Regions from separate parts of the Mus musculus genome. Here region 2 is linked to region 1. A link is a contact called in ENCODE Hi-C or POLR2A ChIA-PET data. All regions are on one chromosome and are shown on one strand. Each heading gives the region's core, a stretch centred on a gene start or an enhancer-like site at or near the end of the contact. The rest is flanking DNA. Distances are from core to core; before and after follow the strand shown. Region 1 holds the start of 4930461G14Rik (RIKEN cDNA 4930461G14 gene). Region 2 holds the start of Insyn1 (inhibitory synaptic factor 1).

Region 1 (7,582 bases), core at 2,640-5,139:
CTCCACCTCATCAAGAAGATTAAGGGTAATTGAGTAGCGGCTCTCACAAGGCTACTTGAAAGTTGGAGGTTGGCCCAAAACCTGCCCACTAGGATGCGCTCATGCCAGGATTGTGAGAGCTCCCATCAAAAACCAGAAGAACATCCAGGCCTCCTGTGGCTGGAGGAAACCTGTGGCAACCAGATCAGGGCTCTTCTGACACAGATAAGACACCTGATGCTCATTGGTCTGTGAGGGACACTTCACTATAACTATCCTCATCTTTGCCATCTCACAGGGGAAGAAAGTGAGGCCTCCAGAGGGATCCCAGAATCCCGGTGTCAGGGAAGACTATTGAGGTCAAGTGCCATAGCCCAAGTGACTCTGGGCAGAGTGCCCCTTGCTAAGCTCCGGGAACCACCCTCCTTATTGAGTCAGACAGAGCCAAGAATGAGAGCCTTGAGATAGAGGGATCAAGCCGAACTGCACACTAACCCTTTTCTTTCCATCTTACAACACTGCTCTTGCAGGTACCTGCAGAAACCTGAAGGGGGCACTGGATCTGGAGTTTCATGAAGTTGTGAGCTGCCCAGCATGGGTGCCAATAACACTGGTCTTTAGTAGCAGGAACTGGCACACTTAAACATGGAGCTGTCTCTCCAGCCCTGCACATGGGGCCCGCTAACTTCTGACCTCTTAAACCTTCATTGACTCCCACTACTTCCAGGACCCCCTGAGGACCTCCCTGCTGCCTTCTTCCCACAACACCAGTCTCCCTGTCATATCCCTGTCTCTTCTCTCCTGTGCCTCCCTGCCATCCTCTAAAGCGCTTTCTACGAAGCCTTCCTGTGTTCATTTTGTAACTGGGGCAGGTCATAGAGACCGGTGTCAGTTTCTTAGCCTTCATCTTCATCATTACATCCTCTTGGTGAGATAAAGGGAAAAAGAAAGGGAACCTTGTCTCTCTTCTGAGCTCTCAAAGCAAACTTGCTCCGGGTCCTGTGTTCTGTTAACCACAAGAAGAGCTCATGGCACATACTCTTCCTTTGAGCTGCCCCACTGGGGATCCTGAACCTCAAGCCTCAGGGCCAGGACACTAGGGCTCTATTTTCCACAACCTAGAAGGCTCAGACTCTTTCTTTAACCCTGAGGAGAACTGAATGTTAGCTCCCAGATTTGTGTGATGGGCGAGGGTGGAGCCAACTAAGACCCGCCCCCTCCAGGGCTGGTGAGAGTGTTCATTATTTCCCTGCCATGCCAGCCAGGCCTTGGGGTGAAGCCAGCCCCAGCTTTTGATGGGAGACAGATTTAATTACCTTCTCAGGCAGAGGGCGAGGATAATGAGAAGCAGATAAAAAGCTTGGCAAGGCAGGGCCCTTGAGCACTCGGCCTGCCTACCCCTACATACAGCCTCTGGGGGTTCAGGGAGAGCAAGAGTGTGGCTTCCCAGGCAGCTGTGGCCCTTGTGTAATGCCACCACCATGCCCGAGACTGAGTCAGCACTCTGTCTGGGTTACACAGAGCACTCCCACCCCAGTGCGGAGGAATGCTCGGTCTTCTGCAGCAGTGTGGAGTTAGTCCTAGGACAGATGGGAAACAAGACACAAGCAGACACCAGGGCTTCTGGCTTGTACGAGGCCTGAAAGTTCTGATGGAATGGGACATTAAGAAGAAAGATTGTGGAGAAAGGAGATCTGTGTGGGGGTGTGGCAAGGCTTGTCATACTCAGGATTGGGGCATCTTTGCCTTTCCCAGGCAGCCTGCCTGACCTGGTGTTTTCTTTCAAGTGCTTATAGGATTGTCCCAGAGCTTCCTTCTGAGTCTGTTCCAAAATTCTTTTATAATTGAAACTAGGAATCCTGAGAGGGGACCCCATTTTCTTGGTAACATATGGTAACCTAGCTGAGGCTCCATGAAGTTGTCAGTAACGGTATGGCTAGACTTGGGAACTTTACAGAGTGGCTAAGGCACTGGAGTGTTCTTGGATTCTTGTTGGTGAGGATAAGGAGGGAGAGCGGAGGTGGTGGGAGAACAGAATGGGGTGCCTGCTTGAAGATGACAAAAGGACTAGGCAAGAGGAAGAGGTTGGGCAGACAAGTGAAGAACATTCTTGTGGGGTCCATTCTGGATTCTGGGTTCTTCCCTGAGGGTGACACAGGGTGCTACACAAACTAGGCGGGTATCTTTCTGCTCCCTGCCTTTCCTGCCTTTCCCTTAGAAATGCCATCATGCTGGGCTCCACAGCAGATCCCTAGGGGGATAAACAAACCTGAGTGCCCAGAGAAGGATTGATAGAGAAGGGCCAGAGATGAGGGTGGGTCTTCTGCTCAGACCTGGTTCTCATGCTGATGACCGGAGCCTGAGCTGGGAGGACCTGAAGGGGAAATTGTCAAACTATCCCTTCATTCCACTGGACTCCTTTCCAAAGGGGCAGCCGGAAGGGCAATCAGGAGGTGTGGAACTTAATACTGTAGCCCATACTCCAGATAGGAAATTTATTTTCTTAATCCTGGGTAAGCTAACACTATCCTCCACATCATAGTTTCCTGATCAGTAAAGTGAGGCTTGAAACCACATCTCAGGATTGTGGCATGAATTTTAAAAAGAGAGCCACACCGAGGATAATGTATGTAAAATTCCTAACATGATGCCTGGCAAGGGGCAGCTCCCAACCACTAGCTGTAATGATGGTTACTATTACTAATCCCGTTGGGCAGTGCTTCTCCACCTTTGAAAACTCTAGGTTCCTTTGTGAGAGGCACACAGGTCTCAAACCCCTGCCTTCTTCCACACAGGATTTAAAAAGAAATAAAGGCTGGAGGGGTGGGGAGACATTTCAAGAACTTACAAGAGAGCTTCCCAAATACAGGGATGGCTCCGGGTGGGCTGGGATGGGGAAGGTGTTCTGGGCTGCATTTCTGAGTGTGGTCCCGAGGCTCGGAGCAACCACTTGGGTAGGACTCCCCTCTTTCCCAGGCTACCCGCAGTGTGTGTTGGATCCCCGCCCAGCCTCGCAGCTCAGGCCGCAGTGACTTTGAGCCAAGAACAGAGGAAGCTCTTTCGAATACAAATACCTTTGGACCCTCAGATCCCAGCCGGCGCGCCATTCTCATGCTAATGAATGGGGCTCCAGTTCAGGTGGTTTTGAAGGGGAAATTGCCAACACAGTTACCCAGCCCAGCCTGCTGCGTTTCTCCTCTGCCAGGACTAAGACCTCGGGGATCATTTTTAGCACGGCCTCCAGTACCAGCACCAGCTCTACCCCAGTGACTCTATAGTTCTGCAAGTCTCATGACTGGCTGGGCTCCATTATTTGGGGTTTATGAACTGAACAGATCCTTCTAAATCAATGTAATAATTCACGTGACAGTGATAGCTGCCATTCACACACCTACTCTCCAGTCAGGGTGTTTGGGAGTGTGCTCAGAGCACTGGGTCCGTCATTGTTCCGTCTGCAGCAGTGAGGCCCAGAAAGTAAGGCAAAGTGCTCCAGACCTTGCCACTGTGGTGCCAGGCTCCAAAGTCAGATGTTGTATAGGGCTACACCTGTAGGACATAGGCCTTGATCATAGGTCACATCACCCTATGATCATCAGTTTGGGGTTTCTGGGCCTGTAAATATTCCCCCACTGAAGCCCCATTTCATTTTTCTGTTGTCTTATCATTGCCCTCTCCCCTTTTATCCAGACCTGGACAATACCTGTTTTAACTCAATGAACTACTCACCCTTCAAGGCCTAAGTCACTTGTACCAGCTCTGCTACATAAAGCTGTCCAAGCAAGCTCTCTTCATTCTGTCTCCACTGTTCAGATCTTTAGGATAGTCCTCAGGTGTGGTCCTGTCCCCTTCTGGGCTGGGAAGTACTTGAGGGAGAGTACCTGCCTAGTTCATCTCCACAATGCCAATGCCTGGCACTGAAGAGGTCAACTCAGGAACTTTGGAAAATTCCATCTCCTCTCCTGGAAGAGAAAGGTCATAGAGGACTTAGGCACCACCCCCTCCGGAAGGGAGGGGCTAATTACATTCCTCAGACAAGGTGGGGGGAGGGAGGAACCAACCATCAGCCACTTGCGGGTATGGGAAGTCCTGAGCACATAGACACATTCTGTGACCATTGGCCACCTATAGACAAGGGAAGTCCTTGCCACCTCATTCCCTAAAGACCAATCAGTTTAAAAGTCGCACTGTTCTGCCAATCACAATGTGCGCAATGGCTGCGGCTCTGAAAACTGTATAAAAACTTACCGAATGGGCTGTGCAGAGTCCTTGTTCTCTCTTCTTCTTGTGCAGGGTGACCCCAGCATGCTGGAACAATAAAATTCCTCTTGTTTTTGCAACGATTCCCGGCTCAGCGTTGTTCACTGTGTGTGTGTTGGGGGCAAAGGTGTGTGTGGGGGGGAAATCTCTCACCAGAGTCTTACATTATTGGGCCTGGTAATCAGCTTCGAGAATGTTTCCAGGATGAGCCATTGACTAAAAGGGATGGTTCCAGTGGAGAAGGCTCTGGGCACTGAAGGGGGCACTGAAGCAAAAGTGTCATGAGCTCTTGGCATCATGAAGCTCCACACCTTGGCTTCACTCTCCCATCTGTGCTGGCAGTGTCTCCTCCAGAGCGTCCTAAGACAGGTCACTTTGTACCTCAGGGCCTTGACTAAGGCCAAGGAAAACTTGACTCAAAAGTGACTTCAGCCTAGATAGGCAGGGTACCAGCATTGCATTTGACACCCGTCTCCTACCAAGGTATGGGGAATGTGGCTGGTGGGTCACTGCCTCCTGCCTTTGGGGGGCTGCGTGGTTTTGGAGAGAGCATGTATACTTCTATTCAAGAGCAGCCAGACCTCTAGGTAATCAGGCTCTAAGCCACATCCCAGCTCAGATCAAAGGCAGCCAGACTATCGTCAGTTCACATGAGTCACACATTAGCCAAGCATCATGGGAGAGTGATCTTCCCCGTGAAGCCTCAGTCACAAATGCCCTGCTCCCCCACCTCTGCTACGAAGCCCAGACATATTAACTAAGCCTGCTTCCTTGAGATGCAAGACCTTCCACCCCCAGACACCTTCAAAAGGAGACATGTTCCTTGGCTGATGAGATGGAAACTCTCTCAGACTCTGTCCCCCAGTGGCATCTGCAGCACTGATAAGGCTCTACCCTACAGGACAGTGTGACTCAGCCTCTCCTCCTCCCTCTCTTCTCTTTCTGCCTAAAATCTAATACTCCTCAGATGACTTCTGAATGGACTTCCCCCTCCACCTTGGCAATGGCTAGGTTGCACACTCTCTCAACTCCTTCTTGAATTTTCCACCCCATCCTGGACTTAGTAGAGACTAGAGAAGAGCCTTGTAGAGACAGTGAGCTAAGCAAGCTCCAGGCTGGGGTACTCCTCTTTTGTTCAGCTCTGACCTGACTCCTGTCCTATAAAAGCCCACCCTGGCTCTGGAGCGGTTATGTGTAGGGTTCTGGGAGGTGGGGGGAGAGGGATACTTATTCAGGAAGTCATGTCCTGGAATTTATCTCCATAGCCTAAGAGGAGGAAGCACTACCCGGCTGGTGGTGCTGGGGTAGGCTGAGGGAAGGAAGTCATTGGGGTTTGATGGGAAGCTCATTTTGCCGTAATTGTATTGTGCACATTAAACCAGAAATTGTGAGAGTGAAGGCAGAGCAGGAAAGGTGCTGAAGGAGTTTCCAGGGGAGGAGCAGGGGCTGAGGAGGCATCCCAGACTCATATGGGACAAGGGGTGGGGCTTTAAGGTCCTCTGGGCCAGGCAGGGACAGCACCACCCTACTCTTTTATATTTACATTTTTATTTTCACACATATATGTATATGTGGCATGCATGCCTGTTTGGTGTGTGTGTGCGCGCATTTATGTGTTCAGGTAAAGGTGTGTTGAAGCTAGGGGTTGACATTGGGGGTTTTGACCATTCGCCATCTACCTCATACATTGAGGCAAGGTCTCTCATTTGTACCCAGAGCTTGCGGATTTGATTAGTTTAGCTTCCCATCTTGCTTTGGGGAGCCTCCATCTGCTTCCCAACACCCCTTAGAGGACTGGGCTTAAATAGGTGTGCTAACTTCCTACCCAGCATTTAGATGGATGTGGGGATTAGAACTCAAGTTCACACAAGTGCTTTACCCACTAAGCCAGCCCCTCCCCAACCAGCTCTTGCCAGTTGAGCCTAAAGAAGGTGGTAGGCAGAATGCAAGAACCAGGTTTCTGCTAAACTGACTGTTCACTAAGTGGCAGGCCCTCTGGATCGTCTTCTCACTTACATGATGTTCTTCATTGGAACCCTTGAAACAAACAATTGAGGCAGACACGATGCTACCTCAATTCCCCACGAGAAACCTGTAAGAAATGGACATTCTTTTCCCAAAGACACACAGCGATTTAACAATTTAGCACAGTCCAGGGAGGTGAACCTGACTTCTGCAGTGAATATAGATAGGAAAACTGAGGCCAGGTCACTGGGGAAGATGGAGAAACCGTTTGCATGGATCTGATATCTTGATGTAAGCCCTACCCATGCAGCAAGCCAGGAGTAAATACTTTGGTTGATTCATCTGCCCCATCCACTTCCCCAGCATCTATTTATTTTCCTGGCTGAATACACAGAATATAGCCTGGCTCATGGTGAAGCCCAGAGTCTTACTTGCCAGAGGAAGAAGACAGCTGTCAACGGACCAAAAGAATAAGAATGCTTCCTGGAGAAGTATGTTGGGACCCTTGGCTGGGCTTCTTGCCCTCTCTAGAACCAAGATGTCACTTCTGCACACCAAGAGCTACCCCTACCTTGGGGCAACAGTGGAAGCCATGGCTGGAGAAAGCAAACAATTCCTGAAGGTGACAGATTCTCCTGGGAAGGGACTTAGCCCCATAGTCAGTAGAACAGGCCACCTTACTCCCCACCTATGCCCTGCACTCCCAGGAAAGAACCCTTGGGGCCAGCTCTGCCTTTCTTCTGACCCAATGGGGTGTCTGGTGGGTGGAGCTGCAGATTGGCAGGTAGATACAGCTTTCTCTGCCTGTTCCTGTGCTGTGCCAAAAGCCTCACCAGAACCCTCAACCTGGCTATGCCCTCTTGATTCCCAGGGCCTGTGTTCTCAGCACTGGCTTGGCTGCTAGAGGAGGCACCTATGGATTCTGGGCCTCCATCCAAACTCTGAATGGGCCCTGCTTAGCATCTCACGATGATCTAAACTTTCCACATCTTTCCTGGAGAAGTCATGGTCTAAGCTTATCTCAGAAAGCCAACACAACTCTTTGGTTAACAAGTGGTGGTATTGCCATGACTTGATTTTGAATGTAGACTTCATTAGGCTTCACACTATGAGCGGAGTTGGGGCTCATTCTGTGACCAGTGTCAGGGCTTAGGGTGTGGTCAAGATCAGGGCTCAGTTTATGATCATGATCAGGCTCAGTGTGTGGCCAGGGTCAGGGCTAGATATGATCAAGATCAAGTTCAGGTGTGACTATGTTTCCTCCATGTGTGGCTAGGATCAGGCTCAACAGGCAACTAGGGCTCAGCAAGAAACTAGGATCCAGGCTCAGTACATGACTAGGATCAGGACTCAGTGTGTGACTAGTACCAGGGTTTAGTGT
Region 2 (6,831 bases), core at 3,451-5,950, 33 kb before region 1:
TCTGGGGAGTTTATGGAACCTGCTGGGATTGGCCTGGCATCCTGGAGTATTAAGGAACCAGGGAGAACAAGGGCTAATTAATATCTGTAGTTCATGCCCCAACCCTGGACACTTCAGTTCCAGCTTTCAGAGTGCTTTTGCATTCCCTACATCCCTTAGTCCCCCATCCCTACCCACGGAGCTGATGACAGAGCTGTGGTGGGGATTGGGAGGGTGGACAGAGGAAACTCAAATTCTCTGTAAGTGCGAGCGGGTATTGGCCCTCCTCCTGCATGCTATGTCTCCAATGTCACCATGTTGGATATCATTTGCAGCATCCCTGTCAGGGACAAGGCGTCAGTGCCTTCTGTTCGGAGAGGAGCAAAGGGAGGCTCATGGGCTTAGAGCAGAGGGCTTTGGAGGCTTTCATCTTCTGGTCAGTTTCAGGCTTTGTACTCAGGAATGTGTGTGTGGGTGTCTTCCAGGGCTAGCGGTGACTGGCAGGGAAGAGGAGGTACAGACAGGAGGACGGTGAGCGGAGGACAGAGAATCGCAGGGCCCACTTCTCACTGCCTGGCTCCTTCAACAAGGTTCCTGTGCAGTACCCCTGCCAGCCCTGTTTGCAACACTTGTCTCCATACTCAAGTATTAGGTCTGAGCTGGCAGGTACTGCCCATGACATCGGATATGATGGGGAGATAGGGGATGGTTCATCCTACCATGGTCTCACCACAGCCCTGATAGAGAAGCACTATGAAGGGCCTGAATGGAGCTCAGATCAGCTTTATGTTCTCCTGAAGGACCTAGAGCTACAGCAGAAGTTTGAAACCAGGACCTGAGATCCATAGATACTCCTGTCCCCAACAACCTCCAGCCCATGGGAAGTTGGTTATGACATCTCTCCTCTGTTTGGGTCTCCCTTCCTCTCTGCCCAGCACCCTATGTGCATATCCCCTTTCTGGGGGATTAGGGAGCTCAGAGGCTCAACCCCCACCCAGCTGGGTACCATTGGCAGCGGGCAGGCAGTGGCATACGGGGTAGACTCTGGTTTCCATAGCAACCTGCCAAAGTCTTGGGGGGAGACACATGGCCTACAGATGTGGGGGAGGGGACCCATCACTCTGTCCTGGCTCAGACCTCCAGGGTGTACAGACTATCACCTGGAGTGCTGGGATGAGGAGCATGGGGATCAGTAAGTATGAAAGGGATGATGGAGGTGTCTACAAGCTCCATCAAGTAACCCTGGCACTTGGGCACCACGGCTCAAGCATCAGGCATCTCTTAGAAGCTGTCATAATGCTGAGGTTACACAGTAGCCCGCCTGCCAAGGCTTCAAATAGGCATTGGGAATCTTGAGTTCTAGGCTCAAGTTTGTTATGGATGGGTTGTATGGCTCTAGGCAAGCCCCTATTCCTCTCTGGGCCCCAGTTTCTTCAATAGTAAGTGGACAGGGCTTGTCTGAACTACCTGTGAGATCCCTCCAAGTTCTGGATGACTACGCTGAGGAAGAAGAAGCAGCAGTCTGGAAAATGCCCCATTGGGAGTTGTACTGAGGCTGACCCCTCGGGATTGTAGACAGTATAGGCTCCTGTTGGGTTCCATGTCCCTGCTTGAGATTGAGACTTTTGATAGTTCCCATGGCCCTGATAAAACTGCAGAGCATCCAGAATAAGACAGACTAGGAGAGGACACCCTAATCCTTCGGCTTCATGAGATCAGAGGAAAGGTTGTTTAGGGGCTGTGGTCTTTGGCATCCAAACTGTATTATGGAGCCCAGAGCACAGCAGCCCAGCCTATGGGCAGAAGCACTACCACCTCGAAGTCCTGTCTTCAGAGGCCTGACTCCAATTCACAGCTCCCTTCAAACAACCCCTCGCCCTGGCTTGGATTCAGGCCATGCTGGAAAGCCACAGGGCTCAAAGCTTGCCCCTCTCCTCAGTTTCCTACAGCCTCCTTCCCCAAACACAGCTGGTGGGGGAGCTTGAAGCCATATCTCAGAATGATCCATTCTCCCACTATCTCTGCAGGGGCCTTGGTTACAAGCAGTTGAAAGTTGCCTAAAGCCCACCTGGCTGGTGAAATGGCACCCAGCGGGCGAATTCAGGCCAGCGGCTCAGAATGCTGGTCATGCATTTTGGACTTGAACACAACCCAGGGGGCAGGGTGGAAGACATGTGTACCTCATTACTCCAGCAATGTGGGAAGCAGTAATTAAACTAGGTTCTGCTTAGAAAGACAGAGAGGCTTTCTCCGTGACTTTTTGGTCTTTGCAAAAAACCACCCAGAAGCATGTCCTGCAAGGGGGTGGGATGGGGGTGGGGACTCAGCTCCGTTAAAAAAAAATTAATCTTTTTTTAAATGTATGTACAGAGAAGGACCTCTGATCCTTACCAGAATCTCCCAGCCACCTTTTAACTCCAGGGCAGGGAGGTTACAGCTGGTCTTAACTCCTCCTGCTTTTGGAATATCTGATCTTTTGAGCTGATAAATCTTTTTGAGCTGGGCCTCAAGCAATGAGGATTGACCAGACAGTCATCCACACTCTCCTAGAGTCCTTGCTCAGAGTCTAGGAGGTAAACAGTGGGGTCAAGGGACAGACAACTTGGGTTTCAGAAGAATGTGTCCCATTAAGAATAGAGTAGGGCAGATTTAGTCCTCACTGAGCACCCGGAGTACTAACCATAGAGATGGGCCCACTGACAGCTGCTCGGTCTCTGCCACACCAAGGCCCCATCACCAGCTCTGGGGATAGGGATTTTTAAGCAAACCAGATTTGAAGTAAGGAGAATGGAAAGGGGATGGGTGCTCAGTGGAAACAGGCCATGTGCACATAGCATTGCACACTCAAGACACAGGCAAATGCTTTACTGCTGAGCCCAGCCAGTCAGGGTGAGGGGGGTCTGTGTGGCCCCTGCTGGCCTCTTAACTCACCTCCCTCAGCTCCTTAGCCACTTCTTTGAGTTCTCTCAGGATGCCTTCAAGTTGCCCGATGACCATCTTCATGCGCTGTCGAATCCGCTCTCTCTCTCCACCACTGTTGGGGTCGTCACTGGGCTGCCCGAGGTCCGGGGCACCCCGAATGTTCATCCTTCACCACGTGGCCGCAAGCCTGCCCATACTCGCCCCAGCGGGGCACACGCTTCGTCTGCCTCCACGGAGCCCCCCTCGGCCGGGCAGAGCTCCACATTTTAACGGCCCCCCAGCCTACCCTGGCCTTGGGCGGCCCTCACCCAGCCCCTGCAGCCTGCCACTCCACCTACTCGCCTCTGGGTGGGGGATGGAGCACCCAGAGGGAGACAGAGTCTGACAGGGTGGGAGGGGGGTCAAGGTGAGGACACAGGAGGGCAAGGGGAGGGGCCTTAGGGCCCAAGAACAGCTTCCAGGACTTGAAGTGCCTATGGTGTACAGAGCTGATCTTTGCCCGAATCTGGATGCGGAGGCAGGGGGATGATTCTGCAAGGACTAAGGGTAAGAGATGCCCTTGGGATGGGGGAAGGCAGCAATCCCCTCGCAACTCCTAGGCAGTTACAAAGGCAGAGGTCTCTAGATGCAGCTGAACCAGCACAGGGACGGTGATCAGGATCTTCCAGATGTGGAGGGGGCTCCAGATGTGAACAGCACTGGAGAGGGAACTGGATTGGAGGAGGGCAGCCCCCTGCAGAAAGAGCGAGCCTGGCGTCAGCCCTCCCAGGCTGCTGCACCAGCCTGCTGCTGCTGCCTCCCTCTTCTCTCTGCCTGCACCCTCCTTCCTAGCTGGAGATTTATTTATTTATTTATTTATTTATTTATTTAGTGGGGAGGGGTGGTGGAGGCAGATAGTTTTCAACACCCTTCTTCAACAGAAGAGTGGAGGAGCCCCTGTTTTAGAGGAATGAGCCCTTAGCCTCCTCTGGAGCACTCTAGCCGTGGTGCACCCCCCGCCCCCAGCCACCAACCAAGCTTGGCCAGACTGGTTTAGCACAGGGCCTCTCCAGCTCTCCAACCTTCTTTCAATGCCCACAGGGTGCCCTCCTTCCCAGAGGACCCTTTCTCCCCCAACCCCGCCTTCCCTCCGAACCCTCCGAAGCTGGACTCCCCTACTCACCAAGGGTGGGGGCAGTGGCCTTTCCTCTAAGCAGTGTCGGGGCCGAGCCACAAGACGAGGTTGGGGGGCCCCCAAGGCTCCCTAGGGCGGGCTTCTCTCTCTGGACCCTTCGGCTCCTGGCCTCAGGAAGGTCTTCCGAGCGGTGACCGGAGACATCTGGGCGGTGGGAGGGGGCGGGGCCTCCGCGCTCCGGGGAAGGGGGCAAAAAAAAAAAATCCCCAAAAATCTCCTCACCACGCTCGCCAGGCTCCCGGTCGCGAGGGTCCGGCGAGCTCGGAGGCCCCGAGGCCACAGGTGACCCGAGCCGAGGTGACACCGGTCCGGTCCAGGCGACTAAGCCAAAGTCGGAGGGCTGGGGAGGGCGCCGGGATCCCCTCAGCCCACGCCCGGCATTCCCCGGGCTCCACAGGGTTCGCGATTCTCTCTGTCCATTCTAGATGGGCAGGTCTGAGCCCCTCCGGGGTCTGTCCTGCCTTTGCCTTGCTCTGCCCTTCCCGAGCTGGCACTGCTAGGTGTCCGGGGTGTACTCAGCCGGGACCCAGAATGTCCGTGCTCCGGCCCGGGCGACGTCTGGAGCGGCCGCAGAAACCGCTCAGTCCAGCCCGGCAGTCGGCTCCATCAACGGTGGGGAAAGTCCGGATTCCTTCGCGTCTCGGGGGAGGGGAAGCAGCCGTGGCCAGGGGGACCCGGTGTCGAGCACAGCGGAGATGAGTGCACGAGGTCGGGGGGGCCTCAGCACGGCGGGGCTCAGCCGAGGAAGCAAAGGAAAGCAGAAGGGGGCGAGCGAGACGCCAGGGAGGCGATGGAGGAGGCGCGCCGGGCCCGGCCAGGCACACCGGGCGCGCAGCCTCCGCTCGGCTCCACCGCCTCCAGCGCGCTCGCTCACGGCTCCGCGCCTCGCGGCCCGGGGCGCCGGGTAGCTGCCGATGGGGCAAACGAGGCACCGGGGCTGCTCGGGCCTTTCTCCCCGGCTGCTTCGCCCTCGCCCTGCCCTGCCCTGCCCTGCCCACCCGGCTCCGCGGGCCTGGCCCGCTTACCCCGAGCGCCGCCGCGCCCCGCCGGACTGGCCGCCCGGCCGGGCGCAGGCTCCCTCAAAGGCCGCCGGGCTCGCGCGGCTCCGCTCGCCTCGGCGCTGGCAGTGAAGGGGCCGGCCCCGCGCGCCGGGAGGGAGCTTTTAAAGCGACACACACGCCTCCCAGCGCCCAGAACCGAGCGCGCGAGCCGGGGGGTCTCACCACCCTAGGGAGCGGGTTGGACTGGGCGCCAGCGGACCTGGAGGAGAACTAGCCCGGCCACTGCCCGCTGCCCTGGGCGCACAGAGGCCCAGACTTGACTCCAAGTTCCTTCACCTCCTTTTTACACAATCCCTTGACCCTCCTCCCCTCACGGTGGTGCGTCCCGGGGTTCCCCTTCTGGCTGTTACCCTCCTCTGCCATCATACCTCAAACTGTCCCAAATCTTGTGTCAGTTCAGTAAATAGAATCCAGCCAACCTTTACTGAACACCTATTGTGTGCCACGCTCTGGCCGAGAGGGAGGGCAGAGTGGGTGCTGGGCTGTTTCTGAAGGTTCTGTTCCCCTAGTTCTTCACCTAAGTTTTCAACATATTTTTGTTCTCTCTCTCTCTCTCTCTCTCTCTCTCTCTCTCTCTCTCTCTCTCCCTCCCTCCCTCCCTCCCTCCCTCCCTCCTTCCTTCCTTCCTTCCTTCCTTCCTTCCTTCCTTCCTTTTCTTTCAGGCCCTGTTGAGGAGGAAATATCGAGGAAATTTCCCCATGAGGACATTCTTGAGTAAACTGAAGGGTGGTGCATGTAGTTCTAGGAGCGTTGCTAACTTGGCAGGTATGGGGTAACTAGGAGGAAGCACAGGCCACCCCCACTCCCCCAAGTTCTTCCCAGGAATTCAACCCTTGAGCTGAATCTTAACAGAAGATTCAGTGGGAGTCCCGGTGACCGGTGACCTTGCCCTGGGGAAGGGAGGAATCTGCTTCCTAGAGGGAAGGAAGATAGGGGGAAGGAACCACTCAGGAGCAAATGTGGGGGAGGGCAAGTTTCAGTCTAAGTGGCCCTGTTGGTGCCACTGGGAAGACTGTATGAAGTGGAACAGAGAAAAACCAGATCAGGAAACAGGAGGCTGTGGACAGAAGCTTGGAATTTAGACCTGGTGGTGGTGGAGTACACCTTTAATCGCAGCACTTGGGAGGCAGACAAGTGGATCTCTGTGAGCTCGAGACCAGCCTGGTCTGCCAGAGTCAGGGCTGTTACACAGAGAAACCCTGTTTTGGAAAACAAACCAAACCAAACCAAAAAAAAAAAAAAAAAAAAAAAAGCACTTGGAATTTATCCTTTGGCAGAAGGGGCCTGTGCAGATTTGGGGGGCAGGAGGAGGAAGTCAGGTCCTATCTGCCCTCCTAAGGGACCCCACTAAACTCCCAAAAGTCAATGGTGGGTTTGAGGAGGCCACAAGCCAGGTGCTCCATTAGGAAGTCCTAACTGAGCTGAGGGAGGCCAGCAACAGGGATGTGGAGGAAGGGGTGCTCTTGGTGACATCACTTGGTGACTTCCTGAGAGACTCTGAACTTTGAGAACTAGGGGGAGGCACACTTGAGCTTCTGGTTTATAGCTTGTTGGGCTGAGTAAATGGTTGTGTGCATCTGAGCCTTCTGGGGTGAAGGGCAGAAGTCTGGGACAGGTTGAAAGAATCAGAAGGAAAATAGACCCCTGTTCATAGAAGGTCTGTGGCTTGACAGTGGTGGGCTACGACCTTTGCTT

Evidence for each region. A loop is a pair of places that touch in the nucleus more often than their neighbours do. ChIA-PET counts read pairs that join two places held with the same protein, here RNA polymerase II (POLR2A).
Region 2: POLR2A ChIA-PET joins it to region 1 with 56 read pairs in Patski. The contact joins the promoter of Insyn1 here to the promoter of 4930461G14Rik in region 1. A Hi-C loop is called at or near these places in 6 of 37 maps with a recorded cell type or tissue (Patski and left cerebral cortex). POLR2A ChIA-PET finds 5 or more read pairs at or near these places in 4 of 5 experiments (Patski and embryonic stem cell).

What each region holds. Positions count from the first base shown.
Region 1 is chr9:58,451,480-58,459,061 of GRCm38, reverse strand. 4930461G14Rik (RIKEN cDNA 4930461G14 gene) reads right to left here and starts at 3,889. Exons shown (of 3, transcript NR_040736.1): 1 at 3,706-3,889. Gm32820 (a long non-coding RNA gene) reads left to right here. Exons shown (of 3, transcript XR_379493.4): 3 at 1-1,845.
Region 2 is chr9:58,486,472-58,493,302 of GRCm38, reverse strand. It overlaps Insyn1 (inhibitory synaptic factor 1), which reads right to left and starts at 4,700. Exons shown (of 3, transcript NM_176921.4): 1 at 4,064-4,700; 2 at 2,911-3,634. The coding sequence starts at 3,066.